Regions from separate parts of the Homo sapiens genome. Here region 1 is linked to region 2. A link is a contact called in ENCODE Hi-C or POLR2A ChIA-PET data. All regions are on one chromosome and are shown on one strand. Each heading gives the region's core, a stretch centred on a gene start or an enhancer-like site at or near the end of the contact. The rest is flanking DNA. Distances are from core to core; before and after follow the strand shown. Region 1 overlaps PDZRN3 (PDZ domain containing ring finger 3). Region 2 overlaps PDZRN3 (PDZ domain containing ring finger 3).

Region 1 (6,238 bases), core at 772-3,271, 36 kb after region 2:
TCAGTAAAGGTTCAAAAGTCTGAGAAAATTGAATGAGCTTTATGCTTAGGTCTTAGTTCTGGACCTCCATGTTAAATTCTTGGTTTGAGGCAGGGAAAGATGAAAACTTACTTGCAGTGTAGTTAGTGTAGAGAGAGAAAACAGTGGCTGTAGTTAGGAACAAGTGAATGTTAACAAGTTTGCTTCTCAGGGGCATTGGTTAAACAACTTCTTAACTGGCCAGGGTCCAGCACGTTAATCATTAACCTAGGGCTGAGCATCTGCTGCCTGATGTATCCAGAATTAGTTTATCATTACCTCTAACGACCATCTTTTATGGTTCCGAAGAGCCTCTATGCAGTCTCTTATCACCGCCATGCCTAATCTTCATTTACCGGGAGCAGTGTGCTGATGTTTCTTAGTTAGACCAGAGTAAGAAGTTTATGGTCAGTTGATGAATTTTTAATTATAACTGTTTAAAAAGAAGACGATGACTATGAACAGCAGCTCACTCGTAGCAATCTTTGGACAGTACTTCGAAGTGACCCACTTTCCCATTTAACTCTTGGGAAGCCTGGGTTGCCCTGTTTTCGACTTTGGAGGTCCGTGGGCTAGATTCAGAGTGCCCTGGCAGGCTGGCTTGGGTTTGAGGCTGTGGCTGCAGCCTCCGCAACACCCTATCTCAGCACCTGGGAACTGGCCCTTGGTACCCGATTCTTTCTTCTTTGTGTGTGTGTGTAAATCATTTTCATTTTTTCTAATGATCAAAGTATACATTAAAATAAATGAAAGCAATACAAGTCCATGTGTATGGTAGAAAATCTGGACAATACTAAAAATGTACAGAAATGGCTTTTAAAGATTAATTTTCAACCTATAAACTAAGCTACTTTTCATTTTAGTGTCTTTTTAAAAACAGCTTTTAAAAACATTTTAAAGGGCTCATCATGTTCAAGAATGAGGGAATGTTTGGCTACAAGGCCTTCAGTATGACTCTATCCTATAGCTGGAGGTTTAATAATCAATTATATTAAAGCTTTTCTAAGCCTCCAGAAGGGTTTGTCTGGGTCTTATTTACTATAACAGGCAAGTTAAAGAAACTTGAGTTTAATTTATATTTCAGTTCACTTTTTTTAGACAACAAGTGCAATTTGGGCTTTATTTATGGAAGGAGAGAGTTGTCCTTCTCCCCGGAAAAAAAAAAGAAAAAAAACAACTAAAATTCCCATATGACGCTATTAAATGCCTGCCATTGGGTTTTATGTTTCCAGGATATTGTCCACATAAATATATGCAATGTTAAAAGAATGTGGATGCCTAGTAGCGTGTACGTTTTAGCCTTCTGAACCAAGGGTTTATGAAACTGGTTGAAGAGTGTTTTATTGAAACAAGACAAATATTTATGAACAATTTAGAATCATCTGTTTTGAAATGTAAAGTGCGTTCCTAGTGGTGCACAGAGTTCCAGGTGTTTCCTGTCTGAATTTGGAACGGTTCGCTGCTGTGATGGGCTTACAAAGTTGTGCTCTCCTAGCTTTTAATCAGAACTGAAGAATCACGCAGCTTCCCTGCTAATGCCAGAGCAACTGAAAGCACTCACAGGAACACACTTGATTAAATGAGTAGAAAGCCTTCTTGAGACACCTAGGTGTGTGTATGCTGAGCTGTTACATTTGTCATGGAATTAACAACAATAACAAACTTGCTTACCAAAGGAGCGCGTTAACTTCTGCAAGTGTATAAGTGTATAGGCTCTGCTGCTTAAACACATTCGTACCAATCAGAAGTTTACTTTCTGGTCTCTCTGGCTTCTGTGTTGTCACCATCCCTGGTTTCTGTGAAATGGAAATATTGTGTATTCGCCCAGACGGTTGGAAGCCGTTCATGTAAATATGGGCCGTTGTGATTTAACTGTCAGCCTGAAAGGCCCTACTTCCAAGGGCTCCTTTTAAACCAAGCACAATGAGGTGTCTGTTTTAGATGCGGCCGCCAGTCCTTGGTTGCAAATACATGGATTTGTTAGCCGTTTGCCAGCAGAACTGCTTTTTACAACATGCCCCGCTTTGTCTGCTGGCGTGGTGGACGGTACTTTAGGGCAGTGAGAAATGCTGCCATTATCTGCCTCCATCCCCAGATCTGTTCCCCTCATTGGCTCCGGGTTGGGATTGTAGGGGGAGGCGTGCAGCAAATCATCTTCTCTAGGAGCAGTCAGAAAATAAGAAGGGAAAAGCTTGCCCCACAAAGAATGTCCAAATGCACAAGCAAAACCACATGTGAAATCCCACCACGTTCACCCCCTGGAAACCCAGCTCTAGAGGATGCAGACGGGGGGCCCAGCCGACACCCAGGGCTGGAGTAGAGGCGTTTTATAAAGGATGATCTTTTTTCTAGCATGGACAACAAAGGGCTAAGAGAGTCGTCCCGCTTCCTGCTTGGGCCTTTCTGTTTTTGGGTTGGCGGGAGCCTTCTTCAGTAGACTTCACTTTCCCTGATGGTGAGAGTGTCAGAGACCACGATGGGTTACAGGCTTGCTTAATTGTTTTTTACTGGGGGTAAGAGAGGGGTGAAAAATAGAGAAAAGCATGAAAGAGAAATGAAGTCACCATATTTCTGCCATAAAAAAGTAGCCACTGGTAACATTTTGCCGCCTCTGCCTTCAGTGTTTTGTTTTCTCCCTTTGTATATGTTAAAAGCGATATCTGAATATTTTTCCTTCATATTTTCATGTCAGAACTGTAGAGTATTTCAGTGGTCCCCCCAGCCACGGTTTCTCTGTCCAAGGTTTCAGCTGCTTGTGGTCAACCATGGTCTGAAAATAGATGAGTATAGTACCTATCATAAGGTATTTTGAGAAAGAGACCACATGCATATATAACTTTTATTACAGTATATTGTTTTAATTGGTCTATTTTATTGTTAATCTCTTACTGTGCCTGATCTATAAATTAAACTTTATCATATGTATTTATGTATAGGGAAAAAATGTTTGTAGGGTTAGGTACCATCTGTGGTTTCAGGCATGCATTTGGGCCCTGGGCAATATATCCCTAGAGGATAAGGGGGAGATGACTATGCATATATAATTAAAGCTGTCCTTGGATCTACCTCCTTGACTCCAAGCTCCAAACCAGCCTCCTCCCCACTGCAGGAGTCGATCTCTATGAATGTTATGTTTTCTTTCCTTCTGTATTTTGTGCTTATGTGGTCTTTTAAATTTCCTTCTGACTCAGGCCTCTTCACTGGCATAGAGCACATGCTTTATTTATTCCCCTATAACTGGATATTTAGACTGCAGCTTTTTTGCTTTTCCAAGCAATGGTGCTGCGAGCCTTCATAGACCTTTTTCCTTGTGCGTGTATATGTGCTAGTGTTTCTTCTCGGGTAGAGATCTAGAAATGGAGCCACCAGTTTCCAGGCAAGACCAGACGTAAAAGGTTGTACATAAGGAGCACTAGTTTTACATACCCATGAACTATATTTATTACGGTCGTGCTTGAGTTCTGGCTGAAGAATTACGTGACACAAAAATGGACAGAGTTAGCTACAGGAGGCAGAAAGCGTGCAGTAGGGATCCTGTTGAATCCTCAAGCTAAGTAGTTTACCAAGCTGGTTGCAAATCTATTTGGTATTTTCCTGATTATCAAAATACTTGCCACTGATAGGAAACATTTGTTTGAGGGCCTCTCCTCCTCCACCCCCAACCTCCAGTGTACGACAGATGAATCAGTCATGGTAGAAGAAACAAATGGCTTTCTGTTGTTACTGCTTCTTTAAAGATAATCCGTTGTTTTCAAAACATTTGCAACGATTGCTTTCAAGGAAAGGGTGGCTGGAGGCCTCAGCCCCTGATTTCCCCAGGTGGAAACATTTGCAGTGGGTTTTCAGGGAAGTCACAGAGAAGAGCCGCCCGCCCGTGCCAGGATTCAAGGCAGGAAGTTGTCTGTTTGGTATTTACTCAGGCGTCTTTGGGCAAGAATTGATTATTCAATCAGAGTTGAAAGTTACTGCTAGGAGTTGCTTAGGCAGTAAGAGAAGAGGCTGTTTTCCTTGGAAAGGCCTAAAAGCCTGAATCTCCAATTTAAAATTAAATTTTGCTGTGACTTTCCTGCAGGATCTCAGGTGAGAGATACTTCTTGCCCTCCAAGACTGAAAGCCTAGTTTGTCAGTACGTTAGTTGAGTACTGAGGGAACGCCCCTTTGAGCCATAGCACTGGGAGATCCAGAAGGGACATGAGCCACCATCTCTTTCAATGACCTTGTTTTTATAGAAGAGGAAACTGAGCCAGGGGAGATGAAATGATCAGCCTAGTGCCCACATGTTGGAGAAATTACAGGACAAACAGACAGAGGTCCAATTTCTGCACCTAAAGGGCTGAGACCGCATGGGTCTGCGTCCTCCTGGGTCCGCCCTTTCCTGTGCCTGTTGCATGGTAGATGCTTAGTGAGCGTGTTGCCCTGAGACCATCCCATCTCCAGATGGCTGGTTTCCAATGTGATTATGAGGGCAAAGTCACTTCCTCACGGGGGGCTTGGAAAGTAAAAAAGGAAAAGTCAAAACACATAAGAAATGGAAATAACAGAGTAAGCCTGTGTGTTTTAAAAACTACTATTTATATCTTGCCTCCTTCCACAAAGGATTTAAGGCAGCTTAGGAGAGTTAAACACCAACACCAGAGCCCTCACTACACAGTAAGTAACTAATTGCCACGTGAGGCTTACAGATAAATGCTGAGAGCCTGGGTGGGGGAAATTGTCTTTGCTGCTGCAGAGACGTTTTAGGCCTGTCTGGATAAACCATAGGCATAATATATAAATAGAACCTCAAAGGGACACTAGGGGCTCTGTTGCCAGAGGTTTATTTTTCTTTTTTGGTTTTTGTATGAGAGGGCCTTGGTTATGGCTAGGGAAGTGGACAGGGGAGAGAAAAAATATTTATTTTCCAATGTATCAATTTTGTGTGCCATACCCTGCCTTTTCACATATCTCTTTCAGAAAGTTCTCCACGTTTACATTTCTGGAGAAGTTAAAATGAAAGACCCTGTTTACATTTATAGTTAAAATTAAAAACAGGATTTACCTGGGAGCTAATACCCTCCAGTGACTTAAGGTTGGAAATTAAGGCTTCCTGGCTTATCTTTCTTAAGGATAGAAAACTGTTCACTCCTAAATCGCCCCCTAGTGGTCCCTTAAGTCACTGATAGTCTCCTGCCCGAGGAGCTGCACGGCAGGTCCCAGTTGGAGGCACCATCATCTGTTGCATTGCTCCAAGGTGAAATTGGCCATCACGATGACAGAATTCTGCAAGGAGAAACTTCGGTTGACTTTTCTTCTTTCACTCCCAGGGTTTTCCTTTATGTCTTCACTGCTGTTTCCAGATTTCTGAAGAACAGTGCAGGACTGAGTTTATGCACGAAGCTCTGAGGACCAAAGGTGGAGGGAGGTCTTCCTTGAAAATTACTTTGCTGAGGCCTTGCTCCTTGTTCAAGGCAACACTATGGGAGGGGTTGTATGGTGGTGGCTGCTGCTCAGCAAGGGTGTCCAGCATGTGCCGGGGAAGAGAGGTTTTTTGAAGTACATTTCTAGTCGATAGCCAAGCCTATTGTGAAGAGTGGGAACAGGGCTGGTAATAGCTGCATCTCTTTTTTTTTTGAGACCGTCTCAGTCACCCAGGCTGGAGTGCAATGGCACAATCTCGGCTCATTGCAACCTTCACCTCCTGAGTTCAAGCCATTCTCATGTGCCTCAGCCTCCCAAGTAGCTGGGTTTACAGGCACGTGCCACCATGCCTGGCTAATTTTTGTATTTTTAGTAGAAACGGGGTTTTACCATGTTGGCCAGGCTGGTCTGGAACTCCTGGCCTCAAATGATCGCCCACCTCGTCCTCCCAAAGTGCTGGGATTACAGGCGTGAGCCACTGCGCCCGGCCAGCTGCATCTCAGAATTTTTGTTAGCGAGTCTGACTTACAATTGCCAATACCTGAGAGTTCCTTTAGTATGCAGTTTTAGATCTCCACTAAGGCTTCATTTAAATACATCTTTTCTTTGCCAAGTGTTCAGCTGCCAGTAGTGATTTCTCATATGGCTGATTCTAATTAGACCTGACATTGTCAAACTCCATAACTTCTCCAAGTTACAGAAGTGATACAGTTTCATTTCTAAAAGCACTGGAAAGCTCAGAGTGAGAAGTAACCTGTCATCTCACAATACAGAAAAATACCTATGCCTTACGTGTGCTTCATGAGGGGGTGGTAGAAAATGA
Region 2 (6,196 bases), core at 1,350-3,849:
TTAATTGGTCTAGGGTAAGACCAGGTATTGATTGTTTTTAAAAACAACCCTCCAGGTGATTATAATGTGCAGCCAGGATTGAGAACCAGTGCCTTAGAGTGTCCATTCTCAAACTTGAACGTGAAGCAGAATGACCTAAAGGGCCTGTTAAAACGCAGGCCACTGGGCCACACCCCAGAATTTCTGGTTCATTAGGTCTGGGGGGTTGAGGGGTGGCGGCGAGACTTTGCATTTCTAACCAGTTCCCGGATGATTCAGCTGTTGCTAGTTCTGGGAACCCACTTTGAAAACCACTGGCCTGCGGAGATCTTTCCAGTAGCTTTGTAAGATTTTATAACAAGAAAAAAGACAGGATTTCCTGTGCTTTTAAGTAAAACAACTGCTTAAGGCACAAATATTAAAATATTATGCTTCCCGGTTCATAGGCAAGTTGGACCATACCCTCTGTTTGCTAAGGCAGCATCTGCACTAACAGGCAGCCAGGGCCCAGGATCTGAAAGGACATGGATTAGAGGCAGGTGAGAAGTTGGTTTTTTAAATAAAAAATGCTACAAGGATCTATAGAATTGTTACTAAGGTTAGCAAATTACCTATGGATTGTACAGCTCTACTGAGATACGTAGCTTAAGATGTGAATAATTCCCTGGGCAGCATGAAATATGGCACAGAAGTACGAAGGTGACTCAGACAAACATGGTACTTGATCCCCTAAAGAGGGCAGTTTAACAGTAGAATGTACTGCCTGTGATGAGACATATCCATTTCTTATTTAAATTCACGCCCTACATTTCTCTTTCTCCGATTCTTGGGACTTCTAGTTCCATTTCCTTTTCCAAACCCTTCTCTCCGTCTTTGAGTGAAAAACCCTTTATGAAATGTTTGGCAACAAAGGATGCCACCTTTGCCGATTACCAGGAGTGTACTTGCTGCATCATCGTCCATTTGTCCTCACCTGATTTTATAGAAGTGTGAACTTGTATAAGCAGCTGTTCTGTGTCCAAAGACTTGGGATTTGGGCTTGCAGGGTTGGACTTTGAACCTAAGCCTGCAGCAGACAGGGCAGCTTGATTCACTCTTCCTGCCATGCAACTTCTCTCGGGTACAGTGCCCTTTGCTAGCTGGTAGAGAAGAAAAGAGCCTATTCTATCCATTTGACAGACCGCTAATGAATAGTAATCATGAAAATTGAAGTCGTGCACTGCCACTGCATTCACCATTGTTATATTAGCAATTCCTGGACTTCATGAACAGAGCACTCGTTATTCTGCAATTAAATGAAAAATAATGGCATCGCTTAGCTATAAGGAAGGAAACGTTCAAGTGCAGCCTCTGTATAATTAAGCTTAACATTATTATCAACAGAAAGTGATTGTAGTTGTGTTCAGAGGCGAGAAGAGATATGCCACCAACCATTTGACCTATCAAAAGAAAATGGCTTTTGTGATGTTTGATGTTCTTCCTAACAACCAGCTTTGTGCCTTGCATGGGGCAGGTGCCATTTTCTGCACCATTTTCTCTCTTTTCCAGCTGTTTTAAAGTTCTTTCTCATCAGTTCTCATGACTGCCTTTGTAACACTTGTCTGTTTTCCATTTTTCCTTATGTCTTCACCAGCATCTGTTGTCCTGCTTTTTGTTTTATCTTTTTCTTTCTTTGGCGACAATCTATTTTCTTGACTCAGACACACTGGCTTTCTGACATAAAATTAAAACAATCCATTTAATTTTTAACTAAAACAGGTGTTGAGTGATTGACCCTATCAAGCAGCTCCCTGCAGAAACCTCATTTACTACTAGCTTCTTTATTGCCCCCTCATAATTCATTAGCTTAATAAATGCTTGTGTGAAAAGGCAGAGGCCAAGATTACCAATCTTACAATATGGATGTCTGCCCACTCCCTCTCCAGCCCACATCCCAGGGAAGTCAACTAGGTTGAGCTCTCCGCAAGACAGTCGAAGCTCCAGGGTGTGTGCTTCAAAAAGCCTCAAATTAGTGAGTGCTCTAAAGTAGGATCCCTCCTTTGCTTCAGCATACAGAGTGTTCACCTCTCAGGGACATGCTGCCTGCATCCCCTTTAGTGGAATCTGGGGAAATAAAACGTCTGTATCTTCTGCTTCGTAACTCCCAGCAGCCAGCAAAATATTCAATGTTTTGGAGCTGGTTACAAGAAACTTCCAAATCCTCAAACATCATCAGAGAAAGCCACAGACCCCAAGCGCCTGTCACATTTGGGTATGTAGTGCTTGCTCTCTCTCTACGTAGCACCTAAGGTTAGCTGGTGGATATCAAAGCCCCATAGAGGAAGGGGTGTGGGCGCGGGGTTGTTGGCCTAGTCTTAATTTAGGTTCAGCATATGTCTGAAGCTTCCCCCGCTTTAACATTTTCACAGAGCCCAGACTTATCTCAGCAAGCACTCCACAACCTCTTCGTTCTGAAACCCCTGTGTATTATGAAGGAAATGAAATCCATATGTTTCTGATTCATTTACATGTAGCTCATCAAAATGTAGTTTTGTAAGAGCTCTTTGGTGTCCAAGAAGCCTTTGGAGCCTTTTTATAAGACTTTTAACCCTCCCCCGCTTCATTCTTCTTAGAACCAGGAAGTTGGGACTTGCCAAGAGTAAATAAAAGCAAGCTTCAGAGTTGACTCTGGCTCTGGCCTGACCCATCTCTGGTCTGAGTCTGCAGTGGACTTAGCTTCAGCAAAAACAGAAATGACTGTCTTTACCCTTTTTCTGGAGCCATGGAAGTAGGCACTAATCCCACTTACACCCCACGTGACAGTGAGTTTGGGCTCACAGCATCTCTTGGAGGCAGCCACTTGACTCTATGTAGTTATTTCCAGCTGAGCCTCTTCTCTCTGTCCTGTGAGCAGAGAGCTGATAGGGCCAGATGGCCACACCTGGACCAGAACCTCGAGGAGGAGCTCCTTTAAGCAGTGCCGCTCATCTACCCGCTTGCAGGCCACTGCACTGTATCTCCAAGACTTTCCAGGCCAGATTCTTACCAAGGGACTGCCTATGCATCAGGGACTTCTATCTTTTCACTGGGACCATGACAGAGGCACCCACAACTATACCAGGTTTCATGGTGGTATTGTTGGTGCTGCTGTCACTTAATGATACTTTTGAGTGTTTAGTTTTTCTTCATCAAGAAAGGCTTATAAGCTTTAAAGAAAACAACTATCTACTGCCATGAAGATTCCAGAGCTTTTACTCTGAAAAACCACAGAAATGAAATGAGTCAACCTGTTTCCAGAGTTCGGCTAGGGAGAGGTTGTGGGGTATTTTTTCTCCTCTATCCTAGGATGATGAATTATGGAAAGCCATTCAAGAGCTTAGTATTCCTTACTTGGGCTGTTGTCGTGAGTGGGGTGGAAGGAATTCTGCCCTCATCTTTGCACGTCCTGGCTTGTTTCCTTGATTCAGAATGGTGCTGTGCCTTTCAGAGGCAGAACCTGGGTACATGGAAATGCATAGGCATGTAGTTGGGAGTAGAGCTGGACCTGGGAGTTCTCACCTCATCTTCCAGCTGCTGAACTCAGGCTTTTTCCAGAGTTTTATTTCTTCATGTGGATGCATACGGTGTAATAAAAAATCATCCGCTCACTTACAAATTATATCACCTCCAAGCATTCATCTTCAGAAACACGCTTCATCTTCCAGGATACAGAATTTGATAAAGTCATTGCTCAGCTTCAGCGTGAAGACACTGCATTTAAATTTTACCATACACATTTTGTGTTATATGTAAATGGGAGAATCATTCTCAGCAGAATTTTTGAAATATTTCAGGGCAACTATAAAATGTTTTAGACAAGTTGGAAAGCCATCTGAATTACGTATTGCAGAACCTTGAAATCTGAGCTTCACCTGAAATCCCATGGCAGGGGAAGCCATTACAAAAAAGCTTGTATTGAAGCTGTTTCCTCACTGATGAATGGGCATGGCACAAGTATGCTGGGCTTATTTGGTTACATTTATTTCTCAAAATGAACAAGCCAGTACTTTTATGATCTAAGGACAGACAGCTGTGAGTCCATCCCAAAAGTACTTTCAAGTGGCTTTGAAATTTCCCTTATAGACAGTGACGATCATTTGATGCAATGTGGTGGTGAGATTGTCTTCGTTTTGTGTTGCCTCCAACAGGTCCGTACTCTCCAGTAATACTGGTTTACAGATAATGAGGCACTACACACATCTTCCTTTTAATACCCTCACTGGGTCGCCTGTGGTATCATGCCAGGTGGAGAAACAGAAGCTAAACTTCCTCCAGTGAATTTCACCCAGAGTTATTCATTCATTGATTTGCTCATTTATTCAACATATATTGAGTGCCTACCCTGTGCTGGGCCTTATTCTGTATACTGCGGACACAGTATACAGAATAAGACACAGGAGGCCCAAGTCCAAGACACAGGAGGCCCCTGCCCTCAGGCAGCTACTGTTCTTGTGGATGGAGCTTATTTGTATTTTAGCAGTAAAAGGGAGTGGCAGAGCCGGATGGTGACCTGGGCCTTTTAGCTTTGTTAAAAAAATAAAAGATCCTCCGATCCTCCCCCTCACCTCCCACCAACCCCTCCTCCCCGCAATAAGTGTCTTCCCTCAGAACAACCCTTCTAATGTGGTGTGGAAAAAACTCTGCCATGGCCCTCAGCAAAATCCACACACTAAAAGCCTTTGAGGGAAAAGCATTTTCATCAGAAAATTGCTGTGGTCAAGAAGTTTAAAGATCCAGCGATTTTTATTGACATGTTTTGAGTACTTTCTAGTTGATAGAGTCTCAAAACTGGAACTTCTGGAGTGTACCCTGTGAAACTTCTTTTTTCTTGTAGGTCAGAATGGTTGGACATTGGCAATTCCTCATAGTGCAGACCGTGACATTTGCCTCCTCTTTGTATCTGGTGTGTAGTAAGTGCTCAGTAAACATACCCAGAATTGCTGTTATGTCCCAGGCACTCAGACATCTCTGAGCAATCTTAACCATTTGCCTGTTGTCCAGTTGCATTTTTTTTCTTACGTAGCTAAAGTTGTAGAACATATTATTAAAATTTGGTTTTCATAAACTTTACAGCAGTAGCTACCAGGATTTTTCACAGTGTGATCCTCCCTTCCCCAAAGAGTTTCTTAAACCCTCTGATCCGCAGATTATGACCTTTCTAGGGAAGAGGTTGCTGTTATTATCACCTATGGAGGCTTTAATGAAAGGGGCCCTGGTGGCACAGGAGATAAAGCAGACTTGAATTCAGCACCATCCGTCGTGGTGGGGGCTTCCACTCATCCCTCCCCAGGCCCTGTCAGGAGACGCCAGGCGCTTGGCACCCAGTGTGGGCTCAGTAAAGGTTAGCAATGATTTTTGTTATTGCTACTAAATGCCAGTATAGGTAGGCATGCTGTAAAATGAACAGGATAATCTAAGCGGACCTTTTTTTTCCTTTTATTTCTTCCCTTTTACATCATTTCTATTGTTTTGCTGTTATTTGTATATATGTGTGCATGCATTGGAGATGGGGAATACAGCTACGGAGGTTTTGAAGAGGCACAGTATTGGGTTTAGTTTTCATATCAAATCTCACACATTCTGAAATCTGTGAAGAAATGTGTCACATGGTGATGCCTGGCATATAATCAGCTCCTCAGAAAATGCTGTGATTAACAGTAACTCCAACAGATATTTCCTTCTCAAAAGAAAAGCACATGATTTTATAGCATTTTTAAATGCCAGGGCATCTCATCAGCTCAGTCTTTTCAGTAATTTAAAAAAAAAAAAACCCAGATAGTGGAAATTCAGGGTAGTCAATGGAAAAAATTCAATAAAGCTGAATATCTCGGCACCACAGAGTGGTGTCCTTTGAATGTTTGTTTATCATTCAAATATAATAACACCAAAAAGAAAAAAGCATATGAAGTGACGGATATGTTAATTAGCTTGATTATGGTGATTTCACAGTGTATACACCTACTATCATATCAACTAGCATACCTTAAATTATTTTTATTTGTCAATTATACCTCCATAAAACTGGGGGGAAAAGCCACTCTTTTAAAGGCTTAATAGGAAAAAAAAAATCCAAAAATACGTAACAGTTCAAAATGCATTGTTAAAAGAGCAAGTTTAAAAATACTGTGTATAATATGGTCTCATCTGTGTAATATAATAATGGACATGGGAGTAGAATAACAGTAGAAAGAAACACACC

What was found. A loop is a pair of places that touch in the nucleus more often than their neighbours do. ChIA-PET counts read pairs that join two places held with the same protein, here RNA polymerase II (POLR2A). Pooled maps may share reads with other maps.
Region 1: a loop to region 2 is called in a map of IMR-90, with 2.6 times the contacts of the local background. The contact joins two enhancer-like sites. A Hi-C loop is called at or near these places in 4 of 168 maps with a recorded cell type or tissue (IMR-90, Right ventricle myocardium inferior, breast epithelium and 1 more) and 4 of 50 pooled maps. POLR2A ChIA-PET finds 5 or more read pairs at or near these places in 2 of 52 experiments (AG04450 and H1).

What each region holds. Positions count from the first base shown.
Region 1 is chr3:73,507,479-73,513,716 of GRCh38, reverse strand. The region is part of intron 3 of PDZRN3 (PDZ domain containing ring finger 3); the gene reads left to right. Among named protein-coding and RNA genes, the nearest start is that of PDZRN3-AS1, 110 kb to the left of the region's middle. Within about 2 kb of position 2,021, at least 9 of the 41 ENCODE cell types and tissues checked have a DNase peak (open chromatin) inside an H3K27ac peak, as active enhancers do; they include IMR-90 and breast epithelium, where a contact is called at or near this core.
Region 2 is chr3:73,544,259-73,550,454 of GRCh38, reverse strand. The region is part of intron 3 of PDZRN3 (PDZ domain containing ring finger 3); the gene reads left to right. All of the region lies in intron 1 of LOC101927296 (a long non-coding RNA gene), which reads right to left. Among named protein-coding and RNA genes, the nearest start is that of PDZRN3-AS1, 76 kb to the left of the region's middle. Within about 2 kb of position 2,599, at least 8 of the 41 ENCODE cell types and tissues checked have a DNase peak (open chromatin) inside an H3K27ac peak, as active enhancers do; they include IMR-90 and breast epithelium, where a contact is called at or near this core.